Regions from separate parts of the Homo sapiens genome. Here regions 2 and 3 are each linked to region 1. Evidence: chromatin loops called from intact Hi-C (ENCODE). Cell type or tissue: PC-9. All regions are shown on one strand.

What was found. Hi-C counts contacts between places; a loop is a spot of excess contacts. Peaks named below come from ENCODE experiments on the same cell type or tissue, not always from the same donor. Only the 100,000 strongest peaks of a DNase experiment are listed, where the experiment ranks them.
Region 2: it touches region 1 in a loop (8-fold over the local background); 73 of 110 quality-filtered maps call a loop at or near these places.
Region 3: a loop joins it to region 1, with 5 times the contacts of the local background. A loop is called at or near these places in 6 of 110 quality-filtered maps.

The regions. Positions count from the first base shown.
Region 1 is chrX:107,653,076-107,658,075 of GRCh38, forward strand. No RefSeq gene overlaps it. Among named protein-coding and RNA genes, the nearest start is that of PRPS1, 27 kb to the left of the region's middle. RefSeq lists an enhancer at 2,044-2,338. In PC-9, CTCF peaks have their summits at 2,249 (motif pointing right) and 2,452; DNase peaks (open chromatin) are centred at 1,916 and 2,446; H3K4me3 peaks cover 1,409 bases; H3K27ac peaks cover 3,210 bases.
Region 2 is chrX:107,891,428-107,896,427 of GRCh38, forward strand. All of the region lies in intron 3 of MID2 (midline 2), which reads left to right. It overlaps LOC101928335 (a long non-coding RNA gene), which reads right to left. Exons shown (of 4, transcript NR_110395.1): 4 at 3,170-4,933. Among named protein-coding and RNA genes, the nearest start is that of MID2, 68 kb to the left of the region's middle. RefSeq lists an enhancer at 2,741-2,790. In PC-9, CTCF peaks have their summits at 2,822 (motif pointing left) and 3,022; a DNase peak (open chromatin) is centred at 2,834.
Region 3 is chrX:107,022,942-107,027,941 of GRCh38, forward strand. No RefSeq gene overlaps it. Among named protein-coding and RNA genes, the nearest start is that of MORC4, 25 kb to the left of the region's middle. In PC-9, a CTCF peak has its summit at 2,828 (motif pointing right); no DNase peak of the experiment used is centred here.

The sequences.
Region 1 (5,000 bases):
ATGAGGAGGAGGCAGCACCAAAGCTAAGTGGAGTTGCAGCGAGCACAGTTGACAAGAAACTCTAGTTGTGATAGCTACATGATTGCCCTTGAACACCTGTCTGAAGAATGGAGGTACAGACTAAAGCAGGGGTAGGAGGCTGGCTCTGTTTCCTGACCTAATGTAATGGCTGCTTTTCACACACAGAATGTGTTTACTCAACATCTCTATGAGTGGTGGTCCCCAGGGCAGTAATGCAAAGCTTCCTCCCCTCAGCCTCACTTCAAGTTTTTTGTAAGGTAGGTGCCTCCAATAACCAGATTCCCTTTAAGAGGCCTCTTTGTTCTCCCCCACAACTGAGAACTAGTAAGGATGAGATGGCAGGAGGGCATGGCAATAGGAAAATGATGCTTTTCTGGGATTTCAGGCTTTTTATGATTTTAATGCCTTCAGGTTGTTAAGGGCTACATGCGATTAGTATACAAGTTAACACTTTCAGCAGAAAACACTTGGTATCCAAATCTGGAAAGAAGACCAGGACTAGCAGCCCCAACTTAGATGAAAAAAATCTTTTATAGAGGCACCAACTTACAGAGTTGCTGAGCTTCTTCTCTGGTCCTGAGAATGCAGGGAGGTGAGGGGGTATGACATAGAATGGATGCTGCTGTTTGAAACAAGTGGCTTCTGTCTTGGCAGTGGTGGTTTAAAAAGCAAGAGTGCTACAGCCAGAGATTCCCCCTCTGCTTTGCCTCCACTGTGTTTGGAGACTTGTTTTTCTCTTGCAGATTTTTTTTTTTTTTTTTTTTTTTTTACCACTCTGAGACTCCTTGTTTAAGAATAAAGCAAATTGTGCTCCAAATTATGGCAGATAAAGCTTGATACTCTGTAAAATCTTGGCTCGAGCATTTCTTTTTGTGTTTATAACATTTACTTGACTCTTTACAACTCTTCAACTGCTATTTGTTGCTATAAAGTTTTAAAGTTTGGGTTTAAGACAGAGTCTCACTTTAGCCCAGGCTGGAGTGCAGTGGTGCAACCTCGGCTCGCTGCAACCTCCGCCTCCCAGGTTCAAGTGATTCTCGTGCCTCAGCCTTCTAAGAAGCTGGGATTACAGGTGCCCGCCGCCACACCTGGCTAATTTTTGTATTTTTAGTAGAGATGGGGATTCACCATGTTGGTCAGGCTCGTCTTGAACTCCTGACCTCAAGTGATCCACCTGCCTCAGCCTCCCAAAGTGCTGGGATTACAGGCGTGAGCCACCGTGCCCGTCCTATAAAGTTATTTTTTAAAATAAGTGTTCAGTTCTAGGAGCCAGGAAATAAATAAATAAAATAGTGTGTGGGTGCGGTGGCTCACACCTGTAATCCCAGCACTTTGGGAGGCTGAGGCAGGAATGAGCCTGAGACTCAGAAACCTGCCCATGTGGGTGTGGCTCCTCCTTCCCTAGTCCTCACTGCTCATGGGCTACTGTATGCCCACTCCTTGGTCTACTGTCCCCCCACCCCGTGCCCTAAGGAAAACCAGAGACTCTCCACTGACAGTCAGACTTCTCTCCCCATCCTTCCCCTTTCCTGAGCTTTTCTTCCCCAATATATTCATTCCTCCAATAGCTCAGCTGCCAACTATAAAAAATAAGGGGAAGCTCATTTTGAAGCAAAAATAGCTGAAACTGTACAGGGTGACAATAGGCCTTATTCCCTCAGCCCCATTGTGTTTTTTGTTGTTGTTTTCTGACTGGCTCAAGATTTTATCTTCTTAGCCAAGTCCCCACCCCTCCCCCCTCTGGCGTGTCCACTAACTGCTGCGGCTGGGTTCTTGTTGCTTCACCCATAGAGTTGCCATGAGCTCACTCATGGTGTGGCTCTGATTCAGGGTTTGAATATAAAACAAAACAGGCCAGCCAGGTCTGACCAATCCATTCCTCCTGGGTAATATGCTGAGCAGAGATTTTCCCGCTTGTAAGCAGCCTGGAGCCACACAGCCCAATTTTAGTCATCGCCCTCAAAGTTCTTGGGGTAGAGCCTCTAATGATAACAATGGGCGGGGACTTTGTGGTGTGGGAGGGGCTGCAGTGAGGCAGAGAAGGAGCACGGTGACGGGCGGGCTTCCCTGGCTAAAGCCTCATCCCAGCTTTCCCTAGGACTGGCTGCACAGCTGCCTCCTGGCTGAGGACACCCCCTCCCCCTCCACGCGCACACACTCGCTTCCTTTCCTGCCGCCGCCACCTGGTTCACAGGGCCTGTCACTGCTGTCCATCTGCCACTAGGGGGCGCCTAGCAGAGAGGATGGAGGGAAGGGGCACCCAGGGCAACAGGACTGGGGGCTCCAGCAGTGGAAGGAGTGGCAGCAGTGGAAGGAGTGGCACCTGTCGGTCCTCCTGGCCCCCTCTTCCCCTGTATGTCCTCCGCAACCACGGGACAACACCGTGCCCAGTCCACACTCATTCAGCAGACAGGAATGTGTGCACGCCCTAAGGGCATAGCTCAGTGCATTTTCACACACCAAGCACTGTGCTAGACGCTAGGAATGCAGAAGCGGCCTAACGTGGTCCTTGACGCTGAGATGCACTTGATGTAGAGGAAGAAACAGATAGGGAAATGGGTAATTACAATGTGGTGTGATAAGTACTATGATGAGGGAAGAACAAAATGCTATGGGAGTGTGGGGGTTGCGGGGGGGCACCCAAGCCAGCCTTGGGAGTCAGGAAAGACTTCCTGGAGAAAAATACTTTGACTTTTGAAGTAGTTGACTGGAAGTTGGCCAAAGAGCGAGTGAAGAGAAGGGTGTTTCAGGCAGGCAGAATAGCACGTTTACCTGGACACCCCAAAGGAAGTGGCGTGTGTGTGTGTGTGGGTGTGTGTGTGTGTGGGGGGGGGGTGTGTGTGTGTGTATTTTCGGGTAGGATGAAGAGCTGTGATGAGGGGTGGGCTGGTGAGACTAGATCATAAGGGACTGTATAAGGAGAGTGTACATATGTCTATTGTCCCTGCATACTTATTACCAGCAACCCCCTTCACTCTCAAAAGGGTCCTGATTTTGGTAGTAAATTATACAGGAACCCTAATTGTAAGACACACTAGGGAGTTTGAATTTTATCCTAGGAGTGAAGAGGAGCCATTGAGCATTTTAAACAGGGCATCAACAGGATGAGATTTTGATTTTAAAATAGACTGGCAGTAATGTGAAGAATGGGTTGGGAAGGGGCAAATGTAGAGGAAGGAGTTTGGTTAGGAAGCTGTGCGTTGCCCAAGTGGGAGAGGAAGGTGGCTGAGGTGAGAAAAGTGCTGGTGGGACAGAAGAACAATTTACAATATATTTTGGAGGAAAATTCAACAGAAGTTGGTGATATTTCAATGTAGGGATTGGAAGAGAGGGAGGAGTCAAGGACAACTTACATTTTTCTGGCCTGAGTGACTGATGGATGCTGGTACTGAGCAGCACAGGAGATGAGGCTGAAGTTTAGGAACTGCTAAGTTTAAGGTGCCTGAGGGACCTCACCAGGAGGACTGAACAGGCAGCCATTGTAGCTAGTAGAGGTTTTGATCATCAATACATTTTTGCCCAAATGCCATCTTCAGATAGTCAAGAAGCTGAAGCAACGGGGCTGTAAACTAGGCCAGCCTTAAATATCCTGGGTGTTTGTCTTAAGAGGACAAGGACACAGTGGGAGAGGTTATGGAATGGAAGGAAAGCTAGGGAACAGTGAAGAAATTAAGTGTATTAAATGCAGAAGATATAAATTTGGGTTATGAGATATCTAAAGGAGAAAAATAGAAGCCAACAAAGAAGGCTCTAGTGCCTGTAATCCCAGCTACTTGGGAGGCTAAGATGGAAGGATTGCTTGAGCCCAGGAGTTCAAATCTAGCCTGGGCAACACAATGAGACCATGTCTCCTTCTTTAAAAAAAGACTCTAAACTTTAGAGTCTAAAGGAAAAAAAAATGGGTCTTTTAACAATTATAGATATTTTACAACAGCATCACAGAAAATTTGGGAGATATGTGTAAGAAGCCTCACCCATAATCTGGTGATCTTCTTACTGCTAGGTGGTGGTCAAATCAACATTCCTCTATATCTTCTGACACCACCCCAGCAAGGAAGGGGAGGCTTGCCTTATTACAGCCTAGTAGGGGTGGAAGTCCAGCCTCTCCACGTGGTCTCCACAGACACCACTGGAGGCAGGATATTGTTACCATTCAGCGGGGAAGAAAGTCCCAGCTTCCTACTTGGACTTCTCTGACACCTACCCCAGCAGGGGCTGCAGGTGGGTGTCTCGTTACATGAAGTCCCTGCTCTCCACTCAGGCTTTGCTGGTGCGGGGCGGGACACAATTTTCCTTGTGGCGTGTAGCTACAATGGAGTGATCAGCATTTAAAACGTTCTTTCTAGGCTGCCCTTTTTCTGGTCCTTTGCTGAGAGAGAAGACTTTGTTTTGGTCTAAACCCATTGGCATTTCCATGTTGTCAGCTTCTTCAGCTCCAAGTCAGGGATATAGGAGGCAAAAAGCACACCCAAAAAAGAAAAAAAAGTGAAAACCCAAGGAACTCACCACAAGGAACTACTTTATCTTCCTAGAATGTTACATGCCTTTAAAAAAGCAGAAAGTGCACAATGCTTACATTTATAGCTAAGCTGGGTGCGGTGGCTCATGCCTATAATCCCAGCATTTTGGGAGGCTGAGGCGGGAGGATCGCTTGAGCCCAGGAGTTCAAGACCAGCTTGGACAACATAGTGAAACCCCATCTCTACAAAAAATCTTAAAAAATTAGCCAGGTGTGGTGACATGTGCCTATGGTCCCAGCTACTTAGGAGGCTGAGCTGGGAGGATTGCTTGAGCCCAGGAGGTTGAGGCTGCAGTGAGCTGAGATCATGATACTGCACTACAGCCTTGGTGACAGAGCAAGACCCTATCTCAAAAGAAAAAAAAATTATAGCTCAATGAATTTTCAGACACTGAACATACCTGTCATCCAGATAAAAAACCAGAAGTCCCCTCTTGTCCTCTTCCAGCCACTACTTTAC
Region 2 (5,000 bases), 240 kb after region 1:
GCGCCACCATGCCTGGCTATTTTTTGTATTTTTAATAAAGATAGGGTTTCACCATGTTGGTCAGGCTGAGCCTAAAACAGACCTCAAGTGATCTGCCCGCCTTAGCCTCCCAAAGTGCTGGGATTACAGGTGTGAACCACTGCGCCCAGCCCATCCTAATCAGGGCCTCTGACCCCCTTGGGGTTTTCCCCGTAGAAACCCCTTTGTTTATTTCTTGACTCACAAGGTAGTTGAGACCTCTGGAAATATGTTCTCAAGACCTCTTTGTTGCCCAGTCACAGAGTTCAGCGTTGGTTATTATTCTGAGGCTTCCCTTCCCTCTGATGCTTACAAACAGAATTCCTCTGGTCCTTGTCTTTCAGGCTCTTTCCTGGTACTTCCTATTTCTCTACTCCCTCAGCTTAGAAGCAACATAGGCTCTTCTTCAGCTATTTTCACTCTTCTACTTGGGCCCTTGCTTCTTCTGTTGGGCTGGAATCAGACTGTTTTCTGTCTGCCTGGAATCAGATTTTTTCCCTTTTGTCATCCAGAGTTCCCTGTCTCAGAAAGAATGACCTCTTTCTCATAACAATGCCCTTTTCGACCTTAGCTATGAGAGTTCAAATTTCCCTGGCCCTCCCAGTAGAAATTCCTTGCTCTGTATATATACAGGGAGTATCACGATGGTGAATCCATCCCTCAGAAACAAATGTCTTGGGAGGAGTGCTTATGTCAGACTTGAGTACAGAGAGTGGCTAAATGCTCCCCACAATCTGATCTGAGACTTAAGAAGGCGGAAACATTCACTGGCTTGCTTTGTTCTCCTCCCTTTCCATAATTCCTTGGTTGTGAAGGCAGTGAAAAGGATGGCCTTGGAAAAAGCCCTAGACTAGAAATCAGGAAACCTGGGTTCTGCTGCTGGCTCTGTCACCCACTAGTCACATGAACTTGGGTGGAACAGCCTGTGCAAACCTCTATTAGACTGCTTGCTCTTCCATGAAGGAATTTCTTGGTTACAGGCTGTTTCCTTGGTTGGACTAGAAGCTTCCTGAAGGTAGCAGCCATGGCCATGCCACAATCATTTTGGAAACTGCAGTTTCTAACTGGTCTCTCTGGCCCATCCTGTTCCCCTCCTATCCATTTTCCACATTGCTGTGGAAATGAACTTGTAAAATGCAAAACCTGTCATGTCACTCCCTACCACAAACCCTTTAATGGTTCCCCCACTGCCTTTAAAACCCATTATGATCTGGCCCCTACCTACCTCTCTAGCATGGTCTCCCAGACCTTTTTGCTGTCTTCGTCTTCTCTGCTGTGAATCTCCCCTTCCTCTAGCTAACTCTCATTCATTCCTTAAAAATATCACATCCTTAGGAAGCCTTCCTTGACCATCTAAGCTCCCCACTTGACAACTGTTGGTTAAATCCCCATCTTATAAGCACCCAAAGATTATCCTTTTTACGTGATAAACCTCTTTTGTAGCACTCCTCAAACAGGTAACTGCTCAGTATCTGCTTCCCTGCTCATTATAAGATTCACGAGATGATGGCAGAGGCCTTATCTATCTCGTGTATTGCTAAGTGCTTACTAAAATGCCTAGCACATAATAACAGTAAAATTTGTTCAATGGTAATATGAAATGACCTGTAATGTATCCACATAAATGAGTGTTGACTGCTTCAAGAATTGGGTGTATCCTCCATGGTAAGAGTGATGTCTGTCTATAATCTTTCATGTTCTTACGGCTTTCTGAAAAACAGTGCTATTATTGAAATATCTCCCATAAACATTATAAAACAGTAAAACAGTTAATGTCCTTTTGATCCTATAATGTAGTATTACACAGATCTTCTCACTTCGTGTAAAAAACACAGTCTTTGTCAGTGCTTCTTTTTACTGCTAGACTATGAAACTATGAATTTTGCTTATTAGCTGAAATATTACTAGAATGTTTTTATTTTGTTAATATCTCAGGTTAACAGTCTGCTATTTGATTCTTTAACCTGTCTTGAAAAGGCATGTATATGTCTCATTATTACTTAAAGAAATCGGGTAGCTGATTTGAGAATATACCATTATGTTAACTTTTTAGTTGATTCTATTTTTAACATGAAAATAAACAAGTCAATTTAAAACTTTTAAAAAGGAACGATTAAGTAGATATATTTTATCTTGTTTTTGGAGGAATGTCAATATTGTGAAGCACTTTTCCAAGTCCTTTTAAGCAGAATATGAGTTGACTTATTAATAGTAATATGCTCACTGGGAGACAGTAAGTGGAAAGAAAAGTGATAGACTTGAGTCTGTCTGGCTCTGTTTTATAAGCTGCGTACACTGAACCTCATTTTATTCATCTAAAAAATAGGATGATAGTATGTACTTTGAAGAGTTATTCTGAAAGTTGAAAATAATATAAAGTACTAGCACATCTAATGATGTCCTTTTGCCATCTGTACTTTATATGCTGTTCATTCATTCCAAAAATATTTAAGCGCATTTCTGCATTGGGCCAGGCACTGGCAACATAATGGTGGACGTCGCACCTGTCTTCACAGAACTTACACTCCTTCGATTTTCCATCTGTAGGAGTACTGCTCAGCTCAGCCTTCACCTCCTTTAAGAAGCCATCACCCATGCTCTAAGCCTCATTCCCTGCCTCCCTCATCTGGTTCAGGTGTTCCTCCTCTGTGTCTTCAGGGTAACCTGTGCATACTTTCATCATAGCACTTCTATATACCGATTTGTCTCCCCACCAGACTAAGCTCTCAGGCCGAGTATGGTGTCCTATCCTTTTTTTTTTTATACCCAGCACATGGCTTGGTACACGAATAGGTACCGAGAAAGGATATTTGGATAAACATTGCCATCTGGTGGCCAGATGTTGTAAGTACAATCTTTTATGCATCATAAGGGTGAGTAAAGCCCAGGTGAGTAAAGCACCTAGGAAAGGCAACTTTTTATTTATTTTAACACAGGGAAAGGAAATATTTCAGAATATGTGGTCTCCTAGAATCTCCTAGGTCTCCTAGAGGTGTTGTTATTCCAACGTCTCTCCAAATCTTTCATAATTCAGAAAACAATATTTAAATGACACAACAGATAAAACTATTTTGAGTGTGCAAAAATAAAATGAAAGAGAAATTTGTCTCATGTAATAAAGAAATGTAACATAGTATACAATACCTTTTTTCATAATACCTTTATTTCAATGCCTACACACATTCATTCATTCAACAAATATTTACTGAGCATTTACTGTGTGACAAGCACTATTCTAGGTGTTAGGGATACAGTGAACAAAAAGTGCTTAAACTTAAGGAGCTTACATTCTAATGGGAGGAGACACACAATAAACAAACATATTTTTATTAGGGATTATAAGTATTACGGATAAAAATAAACTAGGTTACAGAGTGGGGTGAGTGTGTGTGTGTGTGTGTGTGTGTGTGTGTGTGTGTGAAAGAGAGAGAGAGAGAGAGAACGCCAGTTGAGCAAAGGCCTGAAGATATATTAGAACTTCAGAAAACTACAGAAATGTTGGTTGACCAGGCCTGCCTAAAACATTATGGGACTTCTAGAGAGTTTTCTTTCTTTTTTCTTTTTAAAAATAAGTTTAATCTTACATAAAAGTTGCTAAAATAATACAGAGAGTTCCCACATACATTTAACTAACCTTCTCTAATGTTAACATCTTACATAACCACACAACTATCAGAACTAGGAAACTGTCATTGGTACAATAATTCTATTGAGCAAACTATAGACCTCATTTGATTTTTACCAGCTTTTGCATGCACTCAACTTTTTTTGGGGGGGGGGTGGATAGTTCTATTAATCTTATCACATTTATAGATTCTTGTAATCACCACTGTAATTAGGACATTATTGTTTTATCATCCCCCCAAAACTCATTTGTGCTACTTCTTTATAGGCACATCTGTCCCCCAGCAACCACTGATATGTTCATCATTACTATAATTTTCTCATTTCTAGAATGTTATGTAAATGGAATCATATAGTATGTAAAATACTGTGATTTGCTATGTCACTCATCATAATGGCCCTGAGAGCCACTGAATTTGTTGTGTACATCAATAGTTTTTTATTTTTTATTACTAAGTAGTATTCTACTATGTGAATATTCTACAATTTGTTTATATGTGCCCACGGTGAAGAGCATTTCAGTTGTTTCCAGTTTTTTGCTAATAGAAACAAAGCTGTTATGACCATTCGTGTAAGGTTTTTGTGTGGACATAAATGTTCATATTTCTAGGGTAAATACACAAGGATGAGAGCTAGAGAGTTTTATTTCTTCAGAGGGATTTATAAGCAAGTGCCATGCTTTACAAAACAAGCAGTAGATTGGAAAGAACACTGGATAGGACTCAGAAGATCTGGCTCAAGCCTTGCCCTGTCATTTAGTAGCAATGTGATGCTGGATAAGCCTCTCCCCTCTCTAGGCCCCATATTTCTGTCTCTTAAGTGATGGAGTAGGAATCGATTATTTCTTCAGTCTTTTTAAGATCTAATTACATGGTTCTGACGAGATAGAAAGGAGGTTTCTGCCTCATTTCACAAAAAATTTTATAGCTATGTACATAAAATACCAGATGAAAAACATAGGTTATATCTCCCACCTTTTTCTTCCATGTTCCAAACAGTTACTTGGTGGCTTACACCTGTAATCCTAGCACTTTAGGAGGCCGAAGGTGGATGGATCGCTTGAGGTCAGGTGTTCGAGACCAGCCTGGCCAACATGATGAAACCCATCTCTACTAAAAATACAAAAATTAGCCGGGAATGGTGGCGCATGCCTATAGTCCCAGCTACTCGGCGGGGTTGGGGGGGTTTGGGGGCTGAGGCTGGAGAATCACTTGAACTTGGGAGGTGGAGGTTGAATTGAGCCGAGATCATGCCACTGCACTCCAGCCTGGACAACAGAGCAAGACTCCGTCTAAAAAAATAAAAAATAAACAGTTACTTTGCTTACAAAGAGAATATGGGGGAGACAGTAACTAAGC
Region 3 (5,000 bases), 630 kb before region 1:
GGCATCCCCTAAATGAATGTAATCCAGGGAAAGAGTTTGTATTATGCATCTTTATGAAATTTGATAGTTGTCAAACACCCTTGTTTTTTAATATTCTTCTCATCCATTAGCAATCCTTCTTCTTCTTCATGCAAACTGTTTCTCAAGATTATCCCAATTATCCAGAGATACTCAACTTTTACCTTTATCTTGGCACCCCATTTAGCAAAAGAAAGCCTAGTGATCAGCAAGGAAGCAACAATCTTAGACGCCATGCCTCATGATAATTTTTCCCTCACCCTACTGGCTTTTCAAAGTACTTTATCCAAAAAAGATTATTCTCATATATCTTACACATCATTTTATTGAAATGTTACTGTAGTGATAAGCCTTTTATATACATTTAGAATATTCATATGTTCAGTTTTAGTAGAGACTGCCAAAAGTTTTTCCAAAGTGATTGTATCAATTTAAATTTTTACCAAGAATATATGAGAGTTCCTTTTGCTCCATATCCTCATAATTTGCTAGTGTTAGTTTAATGTCCACATGGATGTGTAGTGGTTTATCATTGTGGCTTTAATTTGAACATACTGATGATTAATGACATGGCCCAGTTTTTAATATGTTTTTTGGCCATTTGTATATCTTTTTTTATTAAGTGCCTCTTCAAGTCTTTTGCCCTTTTTTTTTTTTTTTTTGAGACGAAGTCTCGCTCTGTCACGCTCTGTCATCCAGGCTGGAGTGCAATGGCGAGATCTCAGCTCATGGCAACCTCCGCTGCTCGGGTTCAAGCAATTCTCCTGTCTCAGCCTCCTGAGTAGCTGGGACTATAGGCGCCTGCCACGATGCCTGGCTAATTTTTGTATTTTTGGTAGAGACAGGGTTTCACCAAATTGGTCAGGCTGGCCTCGAACTCCTGACATCAGGTGATCTGCCTGCCTTGGCCTCCCAAAATGCTAGGATTACAAGCGTGAGCCACCACGCCTGGCTTCTGTCTTTTTCTTACTGATTTGTAGTTCTTTATTTTGTATAGTATATGAGTACTTTGTCAGCAATATATTTTTCAAACATTTCCTACTCTGTGGCTTGCTTTTTCACTCTTTTTGTTGTTGTTGTTGTTTTGTTTTGTTTTTGTTGAGACAAAGTCTTGCCCTGTCGCCCAGGCTGGAGTGCAGTGGTACAATCTTGGGCCACTGCAACCTTCACCTCCTGGGTTCAAGTGATACTCCTGCCTCAGCCTCCCGAGTTGCTGGGATTACAGGCATGCGTCACCAGGTCCAGCTAATTTTGTATTTTTAGTAGAGACAAGGTTTCGCCATGTTGGCCAGGCTGGTCTCAAACTTCTGGCCTCAAGTGATCCGCCTGCCTTGGCCTCCCAAAGTGCTGCTGGGATTACAGACGTGAGCCACTGCGCCTGGCCAGCCTTTTCACTCTCTTAATGGTACAATTTGATGATCAGAAGTTCTTAATTTTAATATATTCCAATTTAATATTTCCCTTTAATGGTTAGTGTTATTTTTGCCTCCCATTTAAAAATATTTGTTATTCCAAAAATCATAAATATGCTTTATTATGTTATGCTCTAGAAGCTTTACTGTTTTGCCTCTCACATTTAGATCTACAATCCACCTTGAAATCATTTTTGTATAGGTGTGAGGTTGTGGCTGAGATTCATTTCTTCCTTCATTCCTTCTATAGACCTAGAACAATTAATTTAAAAGAATTCCTTTTCCCACTGCTCTGCAGTGTTATCTTTGTCACAAATCAAATGTCATATGTGTGTGGACCTATTTCTGGACTGTGTTCTGTTCTATTAGTCTATTTGTCTGTCCTTTTGAAAAGGCCACAGTCTTTATTAATGTAGTTTTATAAGTATTGCTATCTGTGTTAATCTTCCCTTTGTTCTTCTACTTTAGGATTGTCTTGGCTATTCTTGGCTCTTTGCATCACTTTCTAAATTTTAGAGTGAGCGTGTCAATTTCCACTCCCTGAAGAAAGAATGTGCTGAGATTTTAATTGGACTATATTATGTTTATAAATCAATTTGGGCAGAACTCACATCTTTGCAATATTGAGTTCTTCAAGAACTTAGTAAATTCCTCCATTTATTTACATCTGCTTCAATTTCTCTCACTAATATTTTGTAGGTTCTTGTGTAGAGGTCTTGTTAATCTAATTCCTAGGTATTTTATGTTATTCTAAATAGTATTTTTAAAATTTTTTCATTTACAATTACTTGTTGCTAGTCTATTGAAATAAAATTGATCTTTTACATAATGACTTTCTATTTAGTAAAATGGCCAAATTCACTTATTATAGTTTTTATCTGTAGATTATTTTGTCTTTCTATATACATACTCATGCCGTCAATACAGTTTTCCATGAATATGTGTGCCTGTGTATATGTATGTAATACAAATGTCCACTGGGAGACTGCAGCAAAGAGATGTCTCTCATGTGATATAAACTAATTTATCCACTGTAGTTATCACTGAGCAGTCACCCTGTTCTTTTCTCCTTTTCTGAATCCCATTTGTCTACAACTGCTGCCTGACGAGCTACTCAGAAAAGCATGACCACTGATACCACCTATAGTGTCAAGTAAACTGTCTCTGCATGCTTCAAAAATGCTCGCTCTTTAGGGTATCAAATCAGTACTGAGTCCCAAGAATAGGCAAAAAGGGCTTTTCCTATTCTGTATTACACTGTGTTGACTTAGATCTAAAGCTAACCCACTTACGCCCAGAATTTCAGAGCCTTTCTTGAATGTTCCCTGCCATTTCTGGTTTGTTCATCCTTCTCTAACCACAAGGGGTCACTCAGTACACAGGGCTGGGAACACATCCTATATTATCACCTCTGTTCTCTTTCTTCATCTCTTTTGGTTCCTCTCCCCAGAATAAACAAACAAACAAACAAACACTTCTCATAGTTTATCAATGGTAACAAATGGATATTAGTATGTGGAGAGTGGAGGGTAGACAGGGAGCTCATTACACTAGCTGCAGCCAACACAAGAGTTCCCATTATACTTTAGCCATAGTAAAATATTCGTAGTCTTTTGATTTAATTGATCCTTCCTTAAAATGGTGTGTGTGTTGGGTGGGGTTGCAGTCGCAAATACAGACATACCTTGCAGATATTGTGGGTTCAGTGCCAGAGCACCACAGTAAAGTGAATGTTGCAATAAAGTAAGTGACAAAAATTTTTTGGTTTCCTAGTGCATATAAAAGTTATGCTTACACTATACTGTAGTGTATTCAGTGTGCAATACCATTATGTCTAAAAAAAACCAATGTACATATCTGAATTAAAAACACTTTATTGGGCCGGGTGTGCTGGCTCACACCTGTAATCCCAGCACTTTGACAGGACGAGGCGGGCAGATCACCTGAGGTCAGGAGTTCAAGACCAGCCTAGCCAACATGGTGAAACCCCATCTCCACTAAAAATACAAAAATTAGGGCATGGTGGTGGGCGCCTGTAATCCCAGCTACTTGGGAGCCTGAAGCAGGAGAATTGCTTGAACCCGTGAGGTAGAGGTTGCAGTGAGCCAAGACTGTGCCATCGCACTCCAGCCTGGGCAGCAAGAGTGAAACTCCATCTCAAAAAAAAAAAAAAACTTTATTGCTAAAAAATGCTAACAATCATCTGAGCCTTCAGCTAGTCATTATCTTTTTGCTGGTGGAGGGTCTTACCTCAATGTTGATGGCTGCTGACTGATCAAAGTGGTAGTTGCTGAAGGCTGGGATGGCTGTGGCAATTTCTTAACATAAGATAAGAAATGAGTTTGCCACATTGATCGACTCTTCCTATCAGGAGAGATGTCTCTGTAGCACACAATGCCATTTGATATCATTTTACCTACAGTAAAACTTTCAAAATTGGAGTCAGTCCTTTCAAACCCTGCCACTGCTTTATCAAATAAGTTTATGTAATATTCTAAATCCATTGTTTTCTTTTCAACAATGTTCACAGCATCTTCATCAGAAGTAAATTCCATTTCAAGGAACTATTTTCTTTGCTCATCCATAAGAAACAACCCTTTGTTTATTCAAATTTTACCATAAGATTGAAGCTATTCAGTCACATCTTCAGGTTCCACTTCTAATTCTAGTTCTCTTGCTATTTCCACCATATCAGCAGTTATTTCCTCCAATGAAGTCATGAACTTCTCAAAGTTGTCCATGAGGGCTGGAATCGACTTCTTCCAAACTCCTGTTAATATTGATATTTTGACCTTGTTCCATAAATCACAAATGTTCTTAATGGCATCTAGAATGGTGAATCCTTTCCAGGTTTTCAACTTCCAGAAGGTTTTCAATTTTCAACTTTGCCCAGATCTATCAGAGGAATCACTGTCTATGGCAGCTATATCCTTATGAAATGTATTTCTTAAAAAAACAGAAATTGAAAGTCAAAATTACTCCTGCAGAATGGATGCTGTGTTAGCAGGCATGAAAACAACATTGATTTCCTTGTACATCTCCATCAGAGCTCTTAGGTGACCAGGTGCACTGTCAATGAGCAGTCATATTTTTAAAGGAATCTTTTTTCTGAGCAATAGGTCTCAATAGTAGGTTTAAAATATTCAGTAAACCATGCTATAAACAGATGTGCTGTCATCTAGGCTTTGTTGTTCCATTTATAGAGCACAAGCAGAGATTTAACATAATTCTTGGGGCCCTAGGATTTTTAGAATGGTAAATGAGCATTGGTATCAACTTAAAGTCACCAGCTGCACTGGCCCCTAAGAAAAGAGTCAGTCTGTCTTTTGAAGCTTTGAAGCCAGGCATTGAATTCTCTCTAGCTATGAAAATGCTAGATGGCATTTTCTTCCAATAGAAGGCTTTTTTCCTGCTACATTGAAAATATGTTGTTTAGTCACTTTCATCAATGATTTTAGCAAGCTCTTCTGGAAAACTTGCTGCAGTTTCTACATCAGCACTTGCTACCTCACCTTACACTTTTATGTTATAGAGAAAGCCTTGTTTCTTAAACCTTATAAATGAACCTCT